Linked DNA regions of Homo sapiens: region 1 is linked to region 2. A link is an interaction called in ENCODE POLR2A ChIA-PET data of the cell type or tissue named here. Cell type or tissue: GM12878. All regions are shown on one strand. Each heading gives the region's core, and the rest is flanking DNA. Links, peaks and the distances in the headings are about the cores only. Region 1 overlaps SP140L (SP140 nuclear body protein like). Region 2 overlaps CAB39 (calcium binding protein 39).

Region 1 (8,000 bases), core at 1-8,000, 370 kb before region 2:
CTGTTCTGTCAGAAACTAGGATCAAAACTCCTGCATTTTACTGTTTTCTATTTGCTTGGTAAATTTTCCTCCATCCCTTGGTTTTGAGCCTATGTGTATCTTTGCACATGAGATAGGTCTCTTGAAGATGGCATACCGATGGGTCATGGCTCTTTATCCAGTTTGCCATTCTGTGGTTTCTTTAACTGGGGCATTTAGCCCATTTACATTTGAGGTTAGTATTGTTATGTGTGAATTTGATCCTGCCACCATGATGCTAGCTGGTTATTTTGCAGACTAGTTTATGTGGTTGCTTCATAGTGTCACTGCGCTGTGTACTTCAGTGTGTTTTTGTAGTGGCTGGTAATGGTTTTTCCTTTCCATATTTAGTGCTTCCTTTCCATAGTGTTTTGTTTTCATTTTTGTTTGCCTCATAATATTTTTAAATTACCCTTTTGGCTTCTTCTTTGACCTATTGGATATTCAAGAATGTATTGTTTAACTTCCCTACATTATTTATGTATACCTTACAGAATTTATGAATTCTCTGAATTTCCTCCTGTTATGGATTTCGAGTTTCATACCACTGTGGTCAGAAAAGCACTTGGTATGATTTCAGTCTTCTTGAATTTATTAAGACTTCTTTTGTGGCCTAACATGTACACTTGAGTAGAATATGTGTTTTGCTGCTGTTCAGTGAAATGTTCTGTATATGTCTTTTAGGTCCATTTGATCTAAAGTCTGGTTCAAGATCAAAATCCTTATGATTTTCTGTCTGATTCATCTGTCATTGTTAAGGGTGAGGTATTAAAGTCCCTTACTATTATTGTATTGCTGTTTCTTCCTCCTTTCAGATTGGTTAGTATTTGCTTTAGCTATTTAGGTATTCCAATGCTATTGTCAAAATATTTACAACTGTTATATCCTCTTGATGAATTGGCCCCTTTATCCTTATATATTGACCCTCTTTGTCTTATGTGGCCATTTTTTACTTAATGTGTATTTTGTCCAACATAAAGATAGTTACCACTGCTTTCGTTTGGTCACTTTTTGCATTGGATATCTTTTTCCATACCTTCACCTTCAGCCTACATGTGTTCTTAAACCTACCATGAGTCTCTTACATGCAGCAACTTGTTGGATCTTGTGGGGTTTTCATAATCCATTCAGGTACTCTATTTCTTTTGATTGGAGAATTTAATCCATTTATTGATAGGTGAGAACTTACTATTGCTGTTTTGTTATTTGTATTCTGGCTGTTTTGTAATTTGTATTCTGGCTGTTTTGTAGTTCTTTTTTTTTTTTCCTTTCTTTTTTTCTTGTGGCATTCCTTTGTGAGTTGATGAATTTTAAAGTGATATGCTTTGACTCCTTTCTCCTTTGTGGTTACTGTGAGGCTTACATAAAATATCTTATAGCTATATCATCTGATTTTAAGCTAACAACTTCAACCACATATAAAACTCTACACTTTTGTTTCTCTCCTCCCTCATATTTTAATTGACTAATGTTACAATTTACATATTTTTATATTGGATATCTAAAACCAAATTACTATAGTTATACTTATTTAAATGTTTGATTTTTAATTTTTATGCTAGAATTGAAAGTGATTTATGCACAATCATTACAATATAAGAGATTTCTGACTTTGACTAAATTTTACCTTTACTGGTGAGTTTTGTATATTTATATATTGTTATGTTGTTAACTAATACCATCTCATTGCAGCTTGAAGAACTAGAACTCACTTTAGCAGTTCTTGTAAGACAAGTCTACTGATGATGAACTCCTTCAACTTTTGTTTTTTTGGAAAAACCTTTATCACGCCTTCATTTAAGATAGATAGATTTACCAAGTGTAACACTCTTGGTTGGCAGTTTTTTTTCTTTCAATATTTTGAATGTGTCACCCTAATCTCTCCTGGGCTGAGAAGAGGAGGTTTCCACTGAAAACTTTACTGTTAGTCTTATGAGGGCTCCATTTTTTGTGATAAGTTATGCTTTCCTTGCTGCTTTCAAAATTATCTTTTTGTCTTTTGATAATTTAATTATAATACTTATTGGTGTAGAATTGTATTGTTGAACCTGTTTGGGGAACTTTGGGCCTCAAGAACATAAATGTCCATTTCTCTCCCCAAATTTGGGAAGTTTTTAGTCATTACTTCTTTAAATTGACTTTCTGCTCATTTTTCTTTCTCTCTTCTTCTGTAATTTCCATAATTTGTATGTTGTTTCACTTGATGGTGTCCCATAAACACAATAGGCTTTTTTTCACTCATTTTCATTCTTTGTTCTTTTTGCTCCTCTAAGTAGATAATTTCAAATGACTTCTCTTTCAGTTCACTGATTCTTTCTTCTGCTTAAGTAAGCTGTTGGAATTTTCTGTTAAATTGTTCAGTTCAGTCATTGTATTTTTTAGATCTAGGATTTCTGGGGGTTTGTTTAATGGTTCCTATTTTTTATTGGCATTATATTTTGTTTATATATTGTTTTCTGATTTTGTTGAGTTGTCCATCTGTGTTCTCTTGTAGTTCACCGAACTTTTTAAAGAGAATTATTCTGAATGTCAGTTAGCTCATAGACCTTCATTTCTTTAGAGTCAGTTGTTAGAGCTTATTAATTTCTTTTAGGGGTTTTATTTTTTGCTGATTTTTTATGATCCTTGTATCCTCACATTAGTGTCTGTACATTTGAGGAAGAAGTAACCTCTTCCAACCTTTATAGGTTTGCTTTGGCATGGAAAGCCCTTTAGTAGTCAGTGTTTCCTGGAGATCTGGACAGGTCAGCTGGTAGCATCCATGAATAGTCACAGTTTGCTTTTGAGATCTCTAGTTGTGCAGGATTATTGCCTGTGCTCTGGTGTTTGCTGGGGCCACTGGCTCGCCTGTATGGTTTGTTGAGTGTTTTGGTTGGACTCTTTGGTTGGGCAGGGCTACTGGCTGGCTTCTGAGATGGAACAAGACCTCAAGCTACTGTTCAGTGGGACCACAGGTTAGGCTCTGTGATTAATCAGGGTTGCAGGCTGTGTTTTGCAGTTGGGTTGAGTCACTGTCTGGGTTCTCTTCCAGAGTAGAACCACTGGCTGTGCTTCAGTGTCAATCAGTATTGTTATCAGGTACCTGGGTTTGGTGGGGCCACAGGCTATGCCCCAGCTTGCTGCAAGCTGGGCTCCTCTGTCAGATGGGATCATTCTCTGGAATCCCTGGTTAGGCAGAACTGCAGGCTGTGCCCCTCAGTTGGGAGGTGTCCTTGGCTTTGTTTACTGTCCATGCAGGTCGCTGGCTGGCCACTGAGGCTGGGCAGGGTTACTATTTGGGCTTCCTGGTTAGCAAGGCTAGAGGCCATACTCTGTAGTTAGGCAGAGTGGCTGGCTCGATTACCTGCGTGGTCAAGGACGTATGTTAGGCTTTGAGGCTGGGCAGAATCTCTTTGGGGGTTCCCTGGTCCAACAAGACAGAAAGCTAAACCCTGTAGCTGGCCTGGATTGCTGACTAGGCACCCAAGCCAGTTAGAATTGCTGACTATGCTCCCTGGCCAAATAGGGTCACCAGCTTGCCTCTGCAGTTGGGCAGAGCTGCTGGCTGAGCTCTCTGCTAGGGTGCTGATGGCAGGAACACAGTACCAGCATGGTGATCCATGCACTGGCCACTGTGAACCCTGCCCTCACTTCTTCATTTCTGGTCAAACACAGGTGGTCTAGCCCCACTGATTTCCTCTTTGTTTCCCATGAGACAAGACAGAAGTGGGCCTCCTAAGATGTAGCACAGAATGCTACAGAAGCTGGATGTCCTCCTCAGGCTCTCTTTTCCCCACTGGAGAAACTTTGGGCTCAGGAAAACCCTCTTGATATGGCACTTTGCCAGCCTTGGGGAGGAGCAACACAGTCAAAGTGAAACTGTATGACTCAAGAATTTAACTGCTAAACATCTACCTAGAAATGAAAACGTATATCCACACAAAGACTTGCATGCGAATATAGTAACATTATAGTAACAGTAACGTGATAGTTAACTTTCACAAAATCTATCGTACACTGTTTCCAGAAGACCATTTCATAGCAATGTGTAAGGGTTCCAGTTTTTCCACATCTTTGCTAAAACTTGTTATTGTATGTGTTTATAGCCATTCCAATGAATGCATATTAGTATTTTGTTGTGGTTTGAATTTGCTTTTCTCTAATGACTAATGATACTGAGCATCTCTTCTTGTCTTTATTATCTTCCATGTGTCTTTCGGAGAAATATCTGTTCAAATCATTTGCCCATTTTTAAATTGGGTTATCTTCTTATAGAGCTGTCAGAATTCTTTACATACCTGAATATAAGTAGTTTATTGAAAATATAATTGGCTAATATTTTCTCCCAGACTGTGCCTAGTCTTTTCTTTTTCTTAACAGTATACTTGAAACACAAAAGATTTCAGTTTTGTTAAATTTCAGCTTATCACTTTATTATTTTAAGGATCATGCTTTTGATGTTGTAGCTAACTCTTCATTTAACCTAAAGTCACAAAGATTTTTGTCTTTATTTTCTTACAAAAGTCCTGCCATTTTTGCTCTTTTAGAAGATTACTACATAATTTGGGGAACCCAGTGAAAAATAAAAATGGGGGATCCTTGCTCACAAGTTATTAAGGATTTCAGAACAGTGAAAGCAGAACACTAAACTAAGCACAGAGTCATTTGTGACTGCACAGGATGCATGCTCATGAAGCCAGCCCTGCTCTTACATTTAGATCCATGATCCATTTTTAGTTGATTCATGTATATGATGTGAGGTAAGAGTCTACATTTGTATTTTTGTGTGTATCTATGCAATTCTACTTGTAGTATTTGTTGAAAAGACTATCTTTTCCTCATTTAATTGCCTTGGCACTTTTGTTGAAAATCAATTGCTGAAACCACAAGGATTTTTTCTGCACTCTCATCTCTGTTTCACTGAATTATACCAGTACAATAACTGTCTTGATATGGGTAGCTTTATAATAAGTGTTGAAATAAGAAAGTATAAATCTTCCAACTTTTTTCTTCTTTTTATAGATTGTTTTGGCTATTCTGGGTTCTTGCAATTCCATATAAATTTTAGGATTAGCTTCTCAATTTCTTCAGAAAAGCCATTTGGAATTTTGATAGGAATCACATTGAGTTTATAGGTCAATTTGGAGAGAATTGCCAGGTTAAATATATTGAGTCTTCCAATCCATGAACATGGGTATCTCTATTTATTTAGATTGTTAATTTCTCTAGTAATGTTTTGTCATTTTCAGCATACAAGTCTTGCATTCTGTTTGTTCATTCCTAAATGTTTTATTATTTTGCCTACCTTTAATTTTGAATTTGAAAACTCAATTTTTACATTTCTAAGTTTACTAGTTGGTTGTTTTATAGAAACAATATCATTGAATAAGTTATGGGGGTACTAAATATACTTACTCTAGGCTGGGCACAGTGGCTCATGTCTGTAAACCCAGCACTTTGGGAGGCAGAGGTGGGCAGATCACTCGAGGTCAGGAGTTTGAGATCAACCTGGCCAACATGGCAAAACCCCGTCTCTACTAAAAGTACAAAAATTAGCCAGGAGTGGTAGCACATGCCTGTAATTCCAGCTACTAGGATGGCTGAGGCAGGAGAATTGCTTGAATCCAGGGGGCAGAGGTTGCAGTGAGCCGAGATCAAGCCACTGCACTCCAGCCTGGGGGACAGAGAGAGACTCCATCTCAAAAATAAAATAAAATAAATATACTTACTCTAAAGTCTTATTCTATTTGTTTATTATTTCTCTTTCCTCTGATGTTACCCAAAAAAATGGTAAAAAGAAAGATCTGAAGGGATCTGGTTAGAACCCTGAAACTGTCCACTAAGCCAGTGTTAACACCTGGGGTGTAGTCGTTTCATGCCTTCCCTATTATTTATTCTGAATTTTATATACAAATGAAAGACTTTTTTGTTTAATTTATATAAAAATGGGATCATAATGTATTAATCTGAACATGATGTTTTCATGGAACAGCAAAACTATTACCTTCAACCCAAATTGCTACAATTAAATAGCTATGTAATATTTCAACAGTGTACATTTATGATAATGCACTCAACCATTCTGCCAAATGGGCAATCAGGTTATTTTCAGGTTTAGAGGTATGTGTTATTGTGGAGTTGTTGTTGTTGTTGTTGTCGTTTTGCTACTAAAAACAATGCTTCAATAAATACTTCTGTATTTATGAGAATGTAGTCAACAAATACTTATTGAACACCTTGTGTATATCAGGTACTCAAGAAAAATCAATGGACAAAACAGATGCCACTGCCCTTATGGCATACATATTTTTGGGAGAAGAGAGACAATGAAGAAGATGATAAACAATAAACAAACAAATGTGTAATTTATTTAAGACGTTAGGGATTGACAAGAGCATGGAAAAAAGAGAGGCAGATGAGGGGATTGGGAGTATGGGGGCAGGATGGGGGATTGTGGTTGTGATTTTAGATAGGTTGGTCAAAGAAAATCTCATTGAGAAGGTAATAGTGAATCAAGGATCAAAAAGAGACAAGGAAATTAGTTCACTGCATAGATACATATATCTATGCTAGGCAGAAGAAACAGTCAATATCAATTCCCTAAGGCTAGAGTATGTCTGGTTAGTCAAGAAACAACAAATAGGTGAGTGTGACCAGGCAGAAGTGATCAAGGGGAGAGGAGAGAAGGTTGGATCATTACATTACCTTTGAACAGTGTAAGGATCTGGGTTTCACTCTTGAAGAAATGGAGAGCATTGAAAGTTCTGCAGTTCTTGTTTCTATAGGATACATGTTGATCTTTTTATTTATATAGGGTAGATTCCAAAAGCTGGATCTGCTGGGTCAGTCAGTCTGTAGTATATTTTAAAATTTAGCGGATGTTGCCAAATCTTTTCTGAAAAGGCTGCAGTAATTCATGCTCACACCAGCCATGAGTGTCTGTTTCTCTGAATCTTCTCCCACATGGCATAGTGTCACTAATGAAATTGTGTTTGCCAATCTAATGAGTGAGAAATGGTTTCTCATTGATGTTTTAGTTTTAACGTATTCATATGTGTATTGGACATTTTAATTTTCTTTTATTTAAGCTGCCTGTTCAGGTCCATGTTGGAGGGATTGTTTGTTATTTTTTATTAGCAGACTTTAGTCTTTGCCTATTAATATCAGGTATATTAACCCTTTGTCATACATATTGAGAATGTTTTTCTACACTGTCTTTTATATCTGTATTGCTTTTTAAGAACATTTAAATCGATTAAGAGAAATCTTCCTTTAACTATTCTCATCTCAAATTGTTCTTTATTGACTCATATATTCTGTCATTTCAATATTTACATTATTTTATCCAGGTTTTTTTTCGAGACGGAGTCTCACTGTCACCCAGCCCAGAGTGCAGTGGTGTGACCTCGGCTTACTATAACCCTGACCTCACCAGCTGAAGTGATCCTCCTGCCTCAGCCACTCAAGTAGTTAGATCTATAGGTGCACATCACCACATCTGGCTAATTTTTGTATTTTTTGTAGAGAGAGCCTTTTGTCATGTTACCCAGACTTGTCTTGAACTCCTGAACTCAAGTGATCCACCCGCGCCAGCGTCCCAGAGTGCTGGGACTACAGGCATTATCCACCACACTTGGGCTTTATTCAGTTTTAATGGGGTTTCTGGTTGCAAGCACACCATACTTACATAATAATTTCAGAAAAATTGATGTTTTAAAATTACTACTTTTTTTCTAATTGGGAGCATTTTATATATCTCCATTTATTTAGATCTTATTTAATTTCCTTCAATAAAATTTTTATAGTTCTTATACCTTTAAGATGTTTATAAATATATACATGTGTATTTGCTATTTAGTCTGAGTATTTTTTTTAACTTATGTCTTTCCAAATAAGAACTAGTAAGTTTTATATGTCTATTTTTTATTCATACTCCTTGGTGTATTAGTTCATTCTCATACTGCTACAAAGAACTACATGAGACAGGGTAATTTAAAAAGAAA
Region 2 (16,601 bases), core at 4,953-12,952:
CCCTGCTCGTGGTGCGGACGCCTGCCCGGCTTCCGCCTGCCCCGCTGGGCCCTCACCGGCCCCGGGGCTGCCTCCATTTTCCTGGGTGGCGGCGGCCCCGGCCCAGCTTGTCCCCGGAGCCCCCGGGAGCAGCCGGGCCCAGCCTGCCCTCTCCGCCCGGCTCGGCTCCGGTCCCTCGCTGAGACGCTCCCTTTGCCTTCGCCGGCGTGGGGCGCCCGGGGGCCTGCAGTCCAGGCGCTCCTGCCTCTCCCCCCGTGGTTCTCTGGCGGGGCTGGCGGCGCGTGGTGGTCCGGGCCGGAGTCGGGCGGGCGGGGAAGTGCGGGCCGGGTCAACTGTCACCGGCTGCACCCGGGCTTCAGCGCCTCGCTCCCGCCCCTGGTAAACTTCCTGTTGTCGGGAGGCAGATACCAGCTTTGTGACCAATTCAGGAAAATGCCTAACTGATTTCTGGTTAGGAATTGGGCGGTCGGAGCGTTCTGGAGTTCAATGGAACCACCCCAAGCGCAGACTGCGTGCAGGCGCCGTAGTCGGCCCGCACCGGAGGGATTCAAAGGTGAAGCGGGCCCCGGTCCCCTCCCCCGAGGAGCTTAGGCTCTGGTGTGAGAGATAAGACGAGAACACAAATAACTGCGATACCGGGAAGGAGGTGATAAGTCCTGTGAAAGAACGACGGAGTGCTAGAACGGCACCCGGAAAAACCGAACCGATCACTTCTGCCTCGCAGAAACCTGGAAGGCTTCCTGGGCGGGGGATGCTGAGCAGAGTCTTGAAGGCCTGATGGGATTTAGGAGAGGAGGATTGCAGAAGAGGTGTGTGGAAGGGGTAGCAAAAGCGAGAAGACAAAGCCTAGAAATCATGGATAATTCCGTTTGTTGGCATGGTGCAGGGGGCGGGGGGTATTGGGCTAAAGAGGTATTTTGGGGCCAGATCCTTGAATGCTGTAGAGGAGCTATTTGAGCAGCATTCTAAGAGAAACTTAGAGCTCATTTCTCAGTGACTCATGAGCCCGGAAATGTAGGCTAGGGGATATTAAAGGCGCTCTTGTGAAAGGAGAGAGGAGGAGGCCCAGTCAGGAGTTGACATTCTGTGCCTTGAATGTAATGCAGTTTCAGATCGATTTTGACAGCTTCCCAGATAATCAAGTAAATCCATGCCCAGGCTAAGCAAAGTACCTTTGCAGAAAGCTTCATTAGATATCAGGCTCTTAAGAGGTAATGGAAAGGTGTCTATAAAATAAGCTCATCTGCACACAGAAGGTGTTTCTATTTGTGCGTTCGCTACAGTGCATAAAAACTTCTTGCACTTTGTATTAGGCGTATGTACTTTGGAATTACTAAGCTAAACCTACATTCTTTGAGGTGGCATTTGTGTAAAATAACATAAATTGATGATTTTTAAAAAATGGTTAGTAATATTCTGCTGTAGAAAGCCAGACGTAGACCTTTTACAGAAAGGTAAAACTTTGTTTTTATATTTTATTTTATTATGAAATCTTTATAGTAGAGCCAGAAGTGAAAGTGTTTAGCTTTATTTTGTAGTTTGTTCAAATTGTTAGGAAGTAATTAGCAGCTGTATTCGAAATCTAGAATATACGATCTGTGAAAGCAGCTTAGGGCCTAAGTTTTGTAAGCTTGCACTTGTTTGCGTGTATGACAAGTGAATGCCACCTTTTTGCAGTTTAAAAATTTTCTGCTTTTCAAAATAATACATGATCTTTGTCAAAGCTTCCAAAATTCAGGGAGTGCTAGAAAATCTTTAAAACATTTTCTATAATCTTACCACTTAGATTTGGTTACTGCTAACATTTTTGCGTATTTTCTTTCCAGTCTTTTTCTGTGTATTTTTTCTTTGCATAATGAAATATATTGTATGCATATGTATACACACACACATCTCTTATTAAGCTTTTCTTGTCATTAAATATCTTCATATAAAAAATTTTTACTCAACAATGGAAGTCTTCTAAGCATGTTATGTTTTCCTGACAAGGTTGTATTATTTACCTCAGATGAAATGCAGTAGTTAGGCTTAATAACTACTAGTGTGGACAGAACTTTTTCTGAAAGTTTCTTGTTTGAAGTATGTTTCTTTCTCTGTAAGACTTGGATCCTCTTGCTTGTTGAATAAAGTTTTTCTTGGCAGGATGTGTGTTGTCATGAGGTGTGGAAGAGGAAGAAAGCACACAGATCTCTGCTATAGGAGTGAATGGACTTTTAAAGGGATGTTGTCAAAAGATTACTGTCATGGCTGGTATACCATCCCCCACAGACGGCGATGCAGTGTCCCTTCCCACTCCCCACTTCGCTCCTGAAAAATAGTCTCTACACTAGGGCCATCCATATAGGTTAACTATTTTTTGAACATGACATCACGAAGACTCAGGCTGGATATAAGCATAGAATATTTCATGAAATGGTTTGCTACTATAACAAATGGGTGGTATTTGCCTTTTTGGTTTTGTTTTGTTTTTTGAGACAGGTTCTCACTCGGTCGCTCAGGCCGGAGTGCAGTGGTGCGAACATGGCTCACTGCAACCTCAACCTCCTGGGCTCAAGCCATCCTCTCACCTCAGCCTCCTGTAGACGGGACCACAGGCTCGTACCATCACATCCGGCTAATTTTTGTATTTTTATAGAGACAGGGTCTTGCCATGTTTCCCAGGCTGGTCTTGAACTGCTGGGCTCAAGTAATCTCGCCTTGTCCTCCCAAAGTGCAGGGATTACAGGCGTGAGCCACCACGCTTGCCTGGATATCTGTTTTTTTATTTCAAGGCAGCTTACTTCCCTTCATTAGCATTTTCTACTTCAGGTTCTTGTACTAAGTCAGTTTTTTCCCATGTATTTTACATTCTAAGGTGTATTAATAAGATCTCTGTTTCTGTTTCATCACGTATGAAGTAAGATGCTGAGTAAGGCTGTATACGTTTCCTAAAGTTAATGTAGAAGAACTGCTAAGAAAGTCCAGTATAAGTATGGGGTTTGGTAACTTGATTTTATTTGAATGTTTGTATATTGCAAATACGTATGCCACACAGGGTCTTTATTACCTTGGAATATTTACTAAAGTTTTCTGTTTTGATCAACTTTTGTGGGATTACAGATTTCTTTAGTTATTGCCATACTTTCCCAAGAGCCTTTTTTCCAGATTGATGACTAATCACTCACAGTTTAGCCATCTGCCATGAAAATACACAAATCCAACCTCCCCAACCCCCAAAAATAAAATTCAGTAGTAGGACGAATTTTGTTTCAGGTATTGTCTTTTGTTTACCTTTCTGGCATTGTTTCTATTCCAGCTCTATTTTATTTTTTAATTTAAAAAATGTTTTAATTAAAAGAGATGGTGTCTCATTCTGTTGCCCAGGCTGGTCTTGAACTCCTGGGCTTATGCCATCCTCCTGCCCCAGCCTCCCAAAGCACTGGGATTATAGGCCTGACCACACTGGCCTCCAGCCCTATTTTAAAAGGTCAGGCCGAGCGGGGTAGCTCACTCCTATAATCCCAGTGCTTTGGGAGGCCAAGGTGGGAGGATTGCTTGAGCCCAAGAGTTGGAGGCCGATCTGAGCAACATAGCAAGACCCTATATCCACAAAAATAAAAAATTAGCCGGGCATGGTGGTGTGTGTGCCTGTTGTCCTAGCTACTCAAGAGGCTGAGGCAGGAGGGATTGCCTGAGCCCAGGAATTTGCAGCCTCAGTGAATTTTGATCACTGCATTGCAGCCTGAGGTGACAGAGTGATACCCCATCTCAAAAAATGTATATATAAAATAAAAATAATAAAAATAAAAATTCATTTTCCTCTTTTTCATTGCTTCTTTTAATTGGGCATTTGATTTTATGAACGTCTTTACATGTTACAGAAATGGGACTGTGGAAGGTGGATTAATTTGGATAACAGAAAAACTGGTAAACATTTTTTTTTACACACTTTGATAAAATTGTGGGGAAAAAATATCAAATCTGAATCTCTGGGTTAAATTACTTGTGACTTGTTATTACTGAGGTGTAAAGATCTGGCATTATTATGAAGTCAGGTAATCTAAATTTGCATAGCAATTTAGTCATCAGTATCTTTTGGCCATTGTAAGAAGACTTGTATTAGAGCCTTCTTTAATTACAGAAGGAATTGAGCTGTGTGAGAGTTCGTACGTTCTGTGCCCTTAGTGACTTTCCGACCGGATCCCAACCACTACTTTTTAAAAAATTCTCCTGCAAGGGTGTCTTGCAGTGAGAAAGAGAGACTGGACTCAACTCCCCTCATCTCTACAGTCCGGAATATGGGGGCAGAGCAAAGTGAAGCAAATACTTCTGCCGTCACCATTTGTAGAGTAGAACAGTCTGTGAATAAAATGATCAGTGTTCTGCCTCTGTTTCTCAGGCCCTCCGAGGATTATGAGAAGAGTTACTACAGGCCTAGGTGGCAGATCATAGACTGGTGGTGATGAAATCAGGTTAACAGCTAGTTGCCATCTGCATTTTTGGGGGGTGTTGTGCCATTTCTGTCTCACTGAGCTTCCCAGTCCCACTGTGCTTTTAACTTTTAAAACAGAAGGGGTGAGGGGACAGCAGAATTGTGGTTTATAGCAGCTGTGATGTTAAGCCTGCAGAGGAAGGCAGGATGGCATGCAGAGAATTGCGGGAGGTCATTCGGGTGTGAAGTGGCTCCAAAGGAGGGAGGTAAATCCTGCCTTGGCCCTTCATGTTGACCATATCCAGTGCATACCTATTTGTATGATCTTTAATAGCTTTTGTCTTGGTACTCAGAATATAGTGTTTAAGTTATAGATTGTGTTTGCTTGTTTATGTGTGTATTCATATGCATGTTTCAAAGATGGGGAAAATCTAGCCATTATTTAGTGGCAGTTTGTTTTTATATGGTAATTATTCTTTGGGAGCATTATCCAGCAAAAATTGTTGAGGACCACGGAAGTATGATACTGTTAAAAGATCACACACTTTATTTGGTAATACATTTGAGAAACAAAACATACATTGTGTATCTTGATCTTAATTAAGTTCCTACTTTGTGATCTTGTCTCATGAACTGTAACTTGCTCTTTACAGTGTACTGACTATTAACATGCTAGTCACTGTTGTCTCCCTCCACAGTAGATTATATATCAGCTGTATTGAGGCACTAGGAAGAAATACTTGGACAGGTTTCTGTTTACATGTCTGTAGTTAAGGCCCGCTTTTAGGTTTATAGAATTTGGAGAGGTAGTGTTAGCCAGTGGTTAAAAGCGCAGGTGCAGCCAGACTGCCTAGATTTTGAACCCTCATTCCTCTGCTGTGGGCTCTATAACCTTAAGTTCCTTCTGTCTAGCTTGAATTCCTTGGATGGTAATAGTAGACCATATCTGAGAGGGTTGTAGGACGATTAAATGAGTTGCTACATCTGATGTGCTGCCGTGTATCAGATGCCTAGACATAAGTTTTGTGATGCTCATGATAGGCTTTTCCAGGGGGGAGAAACTTTAGAACTTCAGAAACAACCTAGGCAGAATGGTTCTTTCTGCAGGTGGGAACACTGAGGCCCACCGTAACTAGAGCAGAGTTTGGTTCACTTTGAGCAGTAACAGGTGTAGCTTTCTGCAAAGTGAAGTCTCTTTTCTAGGGTTTTATGGCTTATTAGCCACAGGACTGAATCTGGAGCCTGGTTTTCTTCATTCTTTGTCCAGTTTACTTGAATTAAGTATCATACTTTATGCAGTAATGTCTTCTTTTGGACCTTTTCACTAACATTTACAAAGGTTGTATTCAAAATATATTAAATGTTCTTTGTCATATAATTCTTTTTTAAGGTTTAATATACTAATATTCATAATATTTGTGATGTAGCTGGCAAGTGATTTGGGAGGCGTGTATGAAGTTAGAAGTCGAAATAGACAAAGAATCAAGGAAAATTAACAAAAATTAGTTAGCTTGGGGGAACAAATTACCGTTTAGGTCCACTAAATGTTGGGCAAACCTCTTAGGTAGTATTGTCCCCAACATCATTGATGGGAAACCAAAGTGGAGGGTTTGTCCAGGATAACACAAACATTGCACAGTTGAGCCAGAATTTGAACTCAGGTCTGCCTCACTTCAAAATATGTGCTCCCTGAAATAGGGTATGACTCCCTCATGAAATAATTTTATTTTCCTTGCTGAGCAGTTTTGAATTAGTATTTTAGAATGGAGGTTTATAAATAGATCCGAATTTGGATTTTAATAGGTTTCCAAGCAGTAACCACATTACAATCTAAAAGAGATGGTTTATTATAAATGCTTTCGTTGTATAGTCATAATTTGATTAGTGGCTTATAGTTTAGTTAGGCCAGTAGATAGTATTTAATTTCTACATTATTCTTGTAGAGAAGATGGGAGGCCTGTGTTACAGTGGGAAACACAGAAGCCTGGGAATCGAAAGATCTGGGCTGGGTCCTGACTCCATGGCTAATTATGTTGTCACTCTGTACAAGTAACTCCATCTCTCTGGGCTTCAGTCATCCCATTATTATACCAAGGGCCCCAGATTGAAAACCCCTTAAATTCTCTTACCCTTATTTTCAGTGATTTGTATGTAGGCTTCTGACTTGCCTTTTTCTCCTGCACTGGTTCCCTCCCCTTTTGCTGGTGGTCTTGCAGTCTGAGTACTTTATGGCATGTGACTGTGCTTTAACCTTTTTTCTCCCAGTTGGTCAGATGGTAGTGTTATTTCACAGTACTGAAGTTCTCTGCTTAGGGTAATGAGAATAACATCAAAATGTGTATTTTCAAATGTTCTACCTTTGTGCTTATGAATAAATAGTTAAGAACTAAATGTTTTATGGTTGTAAAGTACAAGCTTAGTAAGTCAGTCTATTTATTAACAAGTCCTCAAGCCTCACATCAGTTTCGTTGTCACAATTGTGTTGTAAAGTTGGGCGAGTTGTGTGTTTTAGGGGAAGGAAAAACATTAACAAAAGGCAATGAGAGTGGGAAAGAAAGAACCAAAAATGTAGAATTAAATTTGGGAATGTAAAGAACATGCTTTGGCTGTGGTTGGTATTAATCCCCTACCTATGTAAAGGTGGCATCCTGGCTTAGATCACAGGGTTCTTTGCAGCTCGGGATTCTATCACTGGTAAGAGATAAGGGTGATATTCACCACCCATTAGCATTCATACATCCTCAAATGTCTATTATTAATTTGGTCCACAAGTTGTTTGTTTGTTTGTTTCCCAGGATGGAGTCTCCCTCTGTCGCCCAGGCTGGAGTGCAATGGCGTGATCTCGGCTCACTGCAACCTCCGCCTCCCGGGTTCAAGCGATTCTCCTACCTCAGCTTCCCGAGTAGCTGGGATTACAGGTGCGCGCCACCATGCATGGCTAATTTTAGACGGGGTTTCACCATGTTGGCCAGGCTGGTCTTGAACTCCTGACCTTGTGATCCGCCCACCTCGGCCTCCCAAAGTGCTGGGGTTACAGGCGTGAGCCACCGCGCCAGGCTTAAGCAGTTTTTAATGCCCCTTATGCTAGGTACTAAAGGCCAGGCCTCAAGGAGCTCAGTAAACAAGTTTTTTCCTGCTTTGATGGCATATCATCAGCCAGCCAGTTCATTTACTTTTAGATTCTATAGCAGGGAGACAGAAACTCAGGCCGTTAACATGACCCATGTAGATACTCTTTTGGCTCCCATCTCTCTAGTTACAGTATGGTTTCATCGCTGTTCAGCATTGGTGAGTTATAAGTTTTTCCTATGTATGTAAGTTTCGTGTCTCTAGATTGTAATTTATTTGGATAGAGGATTTTTGTTTCTTACCTTTTAAAATTTATCTTCCCTCCCCTCTTCCCCACCTCATGTTTTCAGAGTATAATAATACGTTCTTTCTATAAATATTAAATGATACAGCTGTGTGGTAGTATAAGAAAACTTTTGCAGCCAGCATGGTGGCTCGTGCCTGTAATCCCAGCACTTTGGGAGACCAAGGTGGGCAGATCACTTAAGGTCAGGAGTTCAAGACCTGCCTGGCCAACGTGGCGAAACCATGTCTCTACTAAAAATACAAAAATTAGCTGGGCATGGTGTCAGGTGCCTGTAATCCCAGCTACTTAGAAGGCTGAGGCAGGAGAATCGCTTGAGCCCTGGGGGTGGAGGTTGCAGTGAGCCAAGATAGTGCCACTGCGCTCCAGCCTGGGCAACAGAGGGAAACTCCATCTCAAAAGAAAAAAGAAAAAGCAAACTTGCTTAACAGAGATGAAATACTTAACCAAAATACAATTTTTTCTGTTTATCTTTTTATCTCAGCTATATTTGTGCTTATTTGAAAGTGATTTACATACCATGATAATTGAAGGTTATGAGGATCCCCTTTTCGCAGATAAGTTCCACGTAAAGCCGTGTTTCCCAAATTGTGTTTTGTAGACTGCCAGTCTTAGAGAGATTAGTTGTTTGTAGGAGAGGTTCCAGGGTGAGATTTCAACTTGGGAAAACACTGGGTTAAACATAGTTAAACAGAGTTTTATTTTTGATGGTGATTGTGTTACTGTTTTTCTGCAGAGCTTGTCAGAGTTTTTAGTAGTGTGTATTGGCAAATTGAGAAATACTGCACATTATATTTCCTTCCTTCAAGTTTATTTGGTCAAAAGAACACACCCTCCCCCCCAGGAAATACCCACAAACATCTTGAAGAAAGGTTCTACTGGAACACAGGTTAGGAAACCCTCTTATTTGCATACTTACTAGTATGGCATTCAAAGCATTTACTTACTAATTCGGATGATAATTTTTTGTCAGTTGGAATTCAACTAAGATTGTAGTGGCTTTCACCAAGCCTTTTTTTTTTTTTTTAATTTCAGCCTGCAGTGAGAAATTATATTTTTGACCAGTGACCCAACACATACACACACTCTCAAAACTGAAAAAGAAATTTCATGAAACAGTACTTAGGTCTTACTACATAGAATGCATTCTAATACTTTCTATTTTATTTCTTAATGCTTTTTATGAACTACTAAAATCAGCATGCAATTTGAGAGACACTACAAGGTTACATGAATTTATAAACTTAGTTAGAGTGAGAATATACCATACAAACTTTCATTTTTCTATTTAAAAAATATTTTTTGTAGAGACGGGGTCTCACTATATTGCCCAGGCTGGCCTCAAACTCCTGGGCTCAAGCGATCCTCCTGCCTCAGCATCCCAGAATGCTGGGATTACAGGCTTGAGCCACCTTGCCCAGCTCCAAACTGTTTTATAAGTGAGAAAACTAAAGCTCAGTGTAGAGATGAGATGGGAGGGACTCTGGCCATAAATTCTGGATTTAAACCTTGGTTGTGTGTTGTTGGGCAGGGTGTTTAATGCCTCTTTTTCCTCAGCTTTCTCATTTGTAACATAGCAATAATAGAACCTATACATAAAGTAGTTGTGAGGATTCAGTAAGAATGCCATGCATAGCGTGTCTGATAGTGTGCTGTAAGTGTCCAATACATTTTAGCTTTTATGATGGCTGAAGTCTCAAATTCTTTCTGCTGTACTATACGTACTTTGAAAAATATTTTAAGACTTTAGAAGTGTTTAAGCAACCTCCAAGTAAAGCTAGACTCTTGATCTCTAGTTGGATGTATCATTTGTTGTGATCTCAGCCCTCTGAAATAGTAAGTTTTAAAAATAGCGAAAAGGAGCCACTTAAAGTTGTTTTGTCTCAGTTGCAAATTGACTCTCGGTTGCCGAGCTTTATGCTATATTATTATATAGTTTTAAAACTATTCCTTTTTAACTTTCTTAATTTTCAATTTTGTTAAAAGAATGAATACTTTAGCAGCTTTTCAAGCCTTTTTTAAAAATCTTTATAAGCATGTAATTAAATACAAATATGTTCATACCTGTAACCTATTAATTTAGCTTTCTTGTAGTTTTAATTCATTAAAATAAAAAAATAAAAGTTACTGTTTCCTGTTTTATCCACGTTTCTGCAGGTTTGGTGAGTTTGCCCATCCTCAATATTTTATATTGCCATTGGGGGTTTAATTTTGTGTCCTGACCTAAGAAAAGGGACATTTACAGGGGATTTACGATAGTGGGAGCCTGATTTCCCATTATCTTTTTTTTTTTCTTTCTGGTTTAAACACTTCATTTTAATTTCTCTGCTGTGGGCTTCCTGAACCCACCCCACTTAAATGTTAAGGTTGAACCTCCCCCAAACACAGGAAGACAAGCAAGTCTCTGATTCAACATTCTTGCCACATCAGAGAAATCTTGCTGCCCCTTCTGCAGTAGGTGTGTCTTCATCTCTACGTTCCTGGAGTGTGTTGCCTTTGAGCTGATCCTCCAGTTGTCTCACCTCCCAGACCCTTTTGCTCCTTTTAGTGCCCCACACTGTCCTTGAAGGACCATGCTGTCACCATGGCACCCAGAACCCCCTGCCTACTGGTTGGGCTTTGGTTGGGTTTAGCCAATGGAAGCCCTGGGCAGAAGATTAGAGAGGGTAGGAGGAGAAAGAACTCAGCGTATGTCTTGCCCTGCCCTCTCCATGCCCTGGTGCATTGTTTGGCCAAGGGTTCCCATTATCTCAAACATAGCTGGCTACTTCATATATTAATGTCACTACTGAGGCAATTTGAGGTGTTTCTCAGTTTGTTTCTTTTATTCCCCAGTTTGTCTTCAGTGTGACCTGAAGTTGCTGAAATAAGAGGTTCCAATCAGCGTCACCGCCACATACCAATTCAGTATGCAAATAGCATAAAGAGGGTCTGGCGTGGTGGCTCGCACCTGTAATTCCAACACTTTGGGAGGCTGAGGTTGGTGGATCCCTTGAGGCCTTTAGGAGTTTGAGACCAGCCTGGGCAACATGGTGAAACCCTGTCTCTGCTAAAAATACAAAAATTAGCTGAGTGTGGTGACGCACACCTGTAATCCTAGCTACTTGGGAGGCTGAGGCATAAGAATTGCTTGAACCCGGGAGGTGGAGGTTGCAGCGCGCCGAGATTGCGCCACTGCACTCCAGCCTGGGTGACAGACCAAGACTGTCTCAAAAAAAAAAAAAAAGAAGATAGCATAAAGGCATAAAGATTCTGTACTTGTGTGAACAGGAGGCATGTGGTAAAAAGTAAATAATTGCTAACATAGCACAGGTATGTTTTAGCACAGGTATGTTAGCTGCTGATACATTGTTTAAGACCTCTATGGGCCGGGCACGGTGGCTCGCCCCTGTAATCCCAGCACTTTGGGAGGCCGAGGTGGGCGGATCACCTGAGGTCAGGAGTTCGAGACCAGCCTGACCAACATGGAGAAATCCCGCCTCCACTAAAAATACAAAATTAGCCGGGCATGGTGGCACATGCCTATAATCCCAGCTACTTGGGAGGCTGAGGCAGGAGAATCACTTGAACCCTGGAGGCGGAGGTTGCGGTGAGCCAAGATCGCGCCATTGCACTCCAGCCTGGGCAACAAAGAGTGAAACTCCATCTAAAAAAAACACACACGCTCACCAAAAAAAAAAAAAAAAAAACCTCTATGAGTAGTTTACCTCGTTTAATCTTTTTTTTTTTTTTTTTTGAAAGCCACTGACTTTATTGATCTAAAAAACTTTACAAGGACAGTGACTGTTGTGCCAAAAAAGGAGCCAAATGGTATCAAACGGATTGAAAGTGAGGGTGGGGGTGAGGGATGGGGCCGGGAATCCATTCAGGAAAGCTGGTAACTGTCACCAGGGAACTGGCAAGGGAAAAAGGACGGGGGAGGCATGCAAGAGCGAGAATCCAAAAAAAAGTTGAAATGGTTAGGGGAGAAAACTCCCAAAAGACCCCGGAGTACGTCGGAGGTGAGTACAACAATAGCAATCTTTTCCTTCGTAGAGGACAGGGGAGGAGTCCCTACTCGGCTGCAAACTCTGGTTGAGGGCTGGGGATTGAGAGCTTCCCAGAGAGCATCACAAGAAGGCGTCGCACCACTCTCGAAGGCAGTCCCGGGACTGCTTGGCGCTGGCGCCACAAGTGTCTTTCAGCCATTCCCGGTAGAGGTCTTCATCTTTCTTTAGCACCAGAAACTGGCCAAGGACAACGTAGGCCTTGTCAAAGCCCCTTTCCTCCAGCTTCTTGCCCAGGACTTCACCAATCCCAGCCAGGCTCCCCACTGGCTTCTCCCCCATGGGCTCTGCCACGAAGTCTCGGTGCTTTTGGGAGGTTGTCATCTTGATCAGGCTTAATCCGCAACTTCAGTTCCCGTAACGGTTCCTCCCGCCACCCGGCCACTCCTGCGGATACCTCCCGTTTAATCTTTTAACAGCCCTTTTTAATATCAAATTTTGTCCTCATATTTTTAGGTAAGTAATGGGGAAAACCAAGCAAATTGTGTAATTGGCCCGAAGTTATACATGTAGAAAGGGGTCCTAGATTTGAAACCCAGGTCACAGAGCTTGAACTTGCAACCTACCATGCTGCCTCTACCACATGATACTGGAATGTAGAATCATCCTGGAACATAGGACATTTCTGATACAGAAACAGATGAGGTCAAGTCTCCTGGTCAGGATGTTTGATGTCTCAGGACACAAAGAACTTTCATTTCTCTTTACTGAGTTGCTGTCAGTGATCTTTGAGGAGCTGTGATGAAATGGAGCCATGCAAGAAAATTAGGAAAGTTAAAAGTACAGTTTTTCCATAAAAGGAAAAGATGGAATCTACAAATCATCAGACTGCACTTGATGTTGATTGCCAGAATACCTAGCTAAGTGTTGATTTCTAGAAGCTACATCCATTTATTTATTAACTATTTCCTTTTTTAGTAGGATTCTATTAAATGTCTGAGATAAGGATGGGGCAGGATAGGATTGCTGAAAGAATGCATAGTTCTTCCATATTTGAGATTATCTGAAAATATTAAATTGCACAATTTAAATTGGAATATTTTCTAGGACTTGAAAGTCATTTTGATGTTTTTGCTTTTTAATTTAATTAATTTTTTTTTTTAGACGGAGTCTCTCTCTGTTACCTAGGCTGGAGTGCAGTGGCATGATCTCGGCTCACTGCAACCTCTGCCTCCTGGATTCAAGCAATTCTCGTGCCTTAGCCTCCTGAGTAGCTGGGATTACAGGTGCATGCTACCATGCCCGGCTAATTTTTTGTATTTTTTTTTTTCCAGTAGAGATGGGGTTTCGCTGTGTTGGCCAGGCTGGTCTTGAACTCCTGGCCTCAAGTGAGCTGCCCACTTCGGACTCCCAAAGTGCTGGGATTACAGGCATGAGCCACTGCACCTGGTCTCATTTTGATGTTTTTATAGGATCCTTTTACTTGTGTTCATTATAGTTATCTAATATGCTTTGGCACATAAGTCACATATGGCACATTAGTCACAGGTACAGTGGCCTGCATCCCTGTGCCTTAACCTTCCCATGTAGGCAGGAAGGAACTAGGAACTGTTAGCATCTTCCTGTATGTAAACAGCAAAGTGTAAATACCTTCTGTTTTTATATTGTTAAAATCATCCATTTCTGTTCTTTAAGATTGTTGCTAACCTATTCATTTACTCAAAGGCTAGTCTTGGTCTTGTTCACATAGTGATTGGAAACTGAGTTGATGGAAAGAGGGCAACCCTTCCCTACAGAAGCTGAAAGGGAGGGGCGGGGAATGTTTTTTCTTTTTTAATCTTATGGAAGCTCCCGGACTTTTTAAATATAGTGAAAGGAAGACAGGAATCAGGGTGCTTAGCATACGAGATTGTATGCTGATGCCCTTTGGTGTTTGAAAAGGTCAAAAGACTGTCTTTTATGGAGGCTTTTGTTATCATTGAGAAGAGGAAGGAATAATAAGAAATACGGAGAGGGAAGAGGAACAAGACATAGGAGTATATCCAGAAGAAAGTGACCAAGTAACTGTAGACACTGGGTCTAAATTTGTGTGTCATGCACAACTTTGGAAGAGCTAATCATGAAGGTGGAACTGATTGCTTTTCAGAATTGTCTTAAGAAGTAGAACACTTGAATAGATTGTTAACCATATTTAATAATATATGTAAATATTTAAATATATATAAATTGGAAGCGGGTACCCTTATGGAAGCTAAAAGGGAGGGGCGGGGGATATTTTAAATGTGTGTAAATATTTAAATAAGTATGTATTTAAGAAGTAGAGCACTTGAATAGATTGTTAACCGTGTGTGTGTGTGTGTGTGTGTGTGTGTGTGTGTGTATTTTTTTTTCTTTTTCTTTTTTTTTTTTTTTTGAGACAGGGTCTTGCTCTATCACCCACGCTGGAGTGCGGTGGCGCAGTCTTGGCTCACTGTAGCCTCAACCTTCTGGGCTTGAGTGATCCTCCCTCCTCAGCTTCCTGAGTGGCTGGGACTACAGGTGTGCACCACCATACCCAGCTAATTTTTTTGTATTTTTTGTAGAGATGGGGTTTTGCTATGTTGCCTAGGCTGGTCCAGAACTGGGCTCCAGTGATCCATTTGCCTTGGCCTCCCTAAAGTGTTGCGATTACAGGTGTAAGCCTCTGTGCCTGGCCTTAACTCATGGAATATATTAAATATATATTAAAGGCCATGCCCTCGCAACCAGCTAGGGGAAGGAGTGCTCCAGACCCAGTTAGCATAGAAATTATATACTCTTATATAAATGATATACCTAACATAAATACCCATATATAAATTATATGTTCTCTTTAAAAGTTTCAAAAAACATAAACTAGATTTATTCTAGATCCTAGAATACCAAAAGATACCAAATTCATGTTACAAAACTAGCCCAGGCCAGGTGTGGTGGCTCACGCCTGGAATCCCAGCACTTTGGGAGGCCGAGGCAGGAAGATCACCTGAGGTCAGGAGTTCAAGACCAGCCTGGTCAACATGGTGAAACCCAGTCTCTACTAAAAATACAAAAATTAGCTGGGTGTGGTGGCGCACGCCTGTAGTCCCAGCTACTCGGCGGCTGAGACAGGAGAATTGCTTGAACCTGGGAAGTGGAGGTTGCAGTGAGCTGAAATCACACCACTGCACTCCAGCATGGGCGATAGAGTGAGACTCCGTCTCAAAAATAAATAAATAAATAAATAAATAAAAACTAGCCTAAACTCTTAAAAACCTAATAAAATACAAAATATAAGAACAGCAACCTGGTAAGACATTACAAAGGATGAAAACTATATTCCAAATTTATCTTTTTTTTTTTTCCTGCTCACTGCAACTCTTCCACCCAAGTTCAAGTGATTCTCCAGCCTCAGCCTCCCAAGTAGCTGGGATTACAGGGGTGAGCCACCATGCCCAGCTAATTTTTGTAGAAATCGTGTTTTGCCATGTTGTCCAGGCTGGTCTTGAACGCCTGAGCTCAGAGCAATCCACCTGCCTCAGCTTCCCAAAGTGCTGGGATTATAGGCATGAGCCGTCGCACCCTGCCCCAATTTATCTTTTATATGTTTTTTTGAGACAGGGTCTTGCTTTATCACCCATTCTGGAGTGCAGTGGCGCAATCATAGTTTACTGTAGCCCCGAACCCCTAGGCTTAAGCAATCCTCCTGCCTTGGCCTCCTGAGTAGCTAGGGCTACAGGCATGTGCCACCACACCCAGCTATAATTTTTTAAATTTTTTGTGGAGACGGGATCTCATTTTGTTTCCTAGATTGGTCTCGAACTCCTGGGCTCAAGCAGTCCTCCTGCCTTGTCCTCCCAAAATGCTGGAATTACAGGCATGAAGCATTGCACCCGGCCCCAGATGCACATACAGAAGCCAAGAACATTCTAAGTAAAACACCAGCAAAACTAATTAAATATGAAATTGTCAAAGAAGACAAAACCTGGTATTTACTGTGTGCCAAGTAAGTGTTTTAAGCACTTACATTATCTCAATTAATCCCCTCAGCCTGAAGAAAGAGATTATGCTTATTTTACACATTATGAAATATAGGCCAAAAGGTTAAATAGTCTGCCCAAAGATTAGTTGCAAATTAGCCACAGAGCCTGGTTTTGAACCCTTGGGCGGTTTGCACCAGCTAGTATTTAACCTCTGGCTATATCATCCCAATATGTGCCAAGATAGCAGTGTTAAACAGTTCTTCTTGTTTTATGAACACTTGAAATCAGAAAACAAAACAAAGATGCCCAGTAACACTGATGTTTGATAATGTCTTGGCCAGTGCAAGAATACATCAAATAAAAGACTTAACTATTGGAAACTGGTGGAATATAGCAGTATTTGCAGACAGTCACAATTTTAAACCTGGGAAAACCAAGAGAATCAAATCAAGAGTTAAAAATAAGAGTTTAGTGCCCGGCGTGGTGGCTCACGCCTGGAATCCCCAGCACTTTGGGAGGCTGAGGTGGGTGGATCACCTGAGGTCAGGAGTTCAAACCAGCCTGGCCAACATGGTGAAACCCCATCCCTACTAAAAATACAAAAAAATCAGCTGGGCGTGGTGGCATGTGCCTGTAATCCCAGCTACTCAGGAGGCTGAGGCAGGAGAACAGCTTGAACCCGGGAGGTGGAGGTTGCAGTTAGCCAAGATCTCCAGCTTGGACAACAAGAATGAAACTGTCTTAAGGAAAAAAAAAAAAAAAGTTTAGTAAGATGGTTTTATACCACATAAAGATATTTAATAATTGGTAGCACTTGGCTATGAAAAATCTTGAGCGAAAACCTCATTCATTAT

The links. ChIA-PET counts read pairs that join two places held together with the same protein. Peaks named below come from ENCODE experiments on the same cell type or tissue, not always from the same donor. Only the 100,000 strongest peaks of a DNase experiment are listed, where the experiment ranks them.
Region 1: POLR2A ChIA-PET joins it to region 2 with 5 read pairs; 2 of 35 experiments call an interaction of 5 or more read pairs at or near these places.

What each region holds. Positions count from the first base shown.
Region 1 is chr2:230,344,311-230,352,310 of GRCh38, forward strand. The region is part of intron 2 of SP140L (SP140 nuclear body protein like); the gene reads left to right. Among named protein-coding and RNA genes, the nearest start is that of SP140L, 21 kb to the left of the region's middle. RefSeq lists an enhancer at 3,635-3,974. In GM12878, for the core only: no CTCF peak of the experiment used is centred there; a DNase peak (open chromatin) is centred at 3,851; H3K27ac peaks cover 875 bases.
Region 2 is chr2:230,713,250-230,729,850 of GRCh38, forward strand. All of the region lies in intron 1 of CAB39 (calcium binding protein 39), which reads left to right. It overlaps LOC124907996 (formin-like protein 16), which reads right to left and starts at 77. Exons shown (of 4, transcript XM_047446832.1): 1 at 1-77. The coding sequence starts at 77. It also overlaps the pseudogene BANF1P3. RefSeq lists a silencer at 1-304 and an enhancer at 7,915-8,438. In GM12878, for the core only: no CTCF peak of the experiment used is centred there; a DNase peak (open chromatin) is centred at 8,616; H3K4me3 peaks cover 1,553 bases; H3K27ac peaks cover 2,273 bases.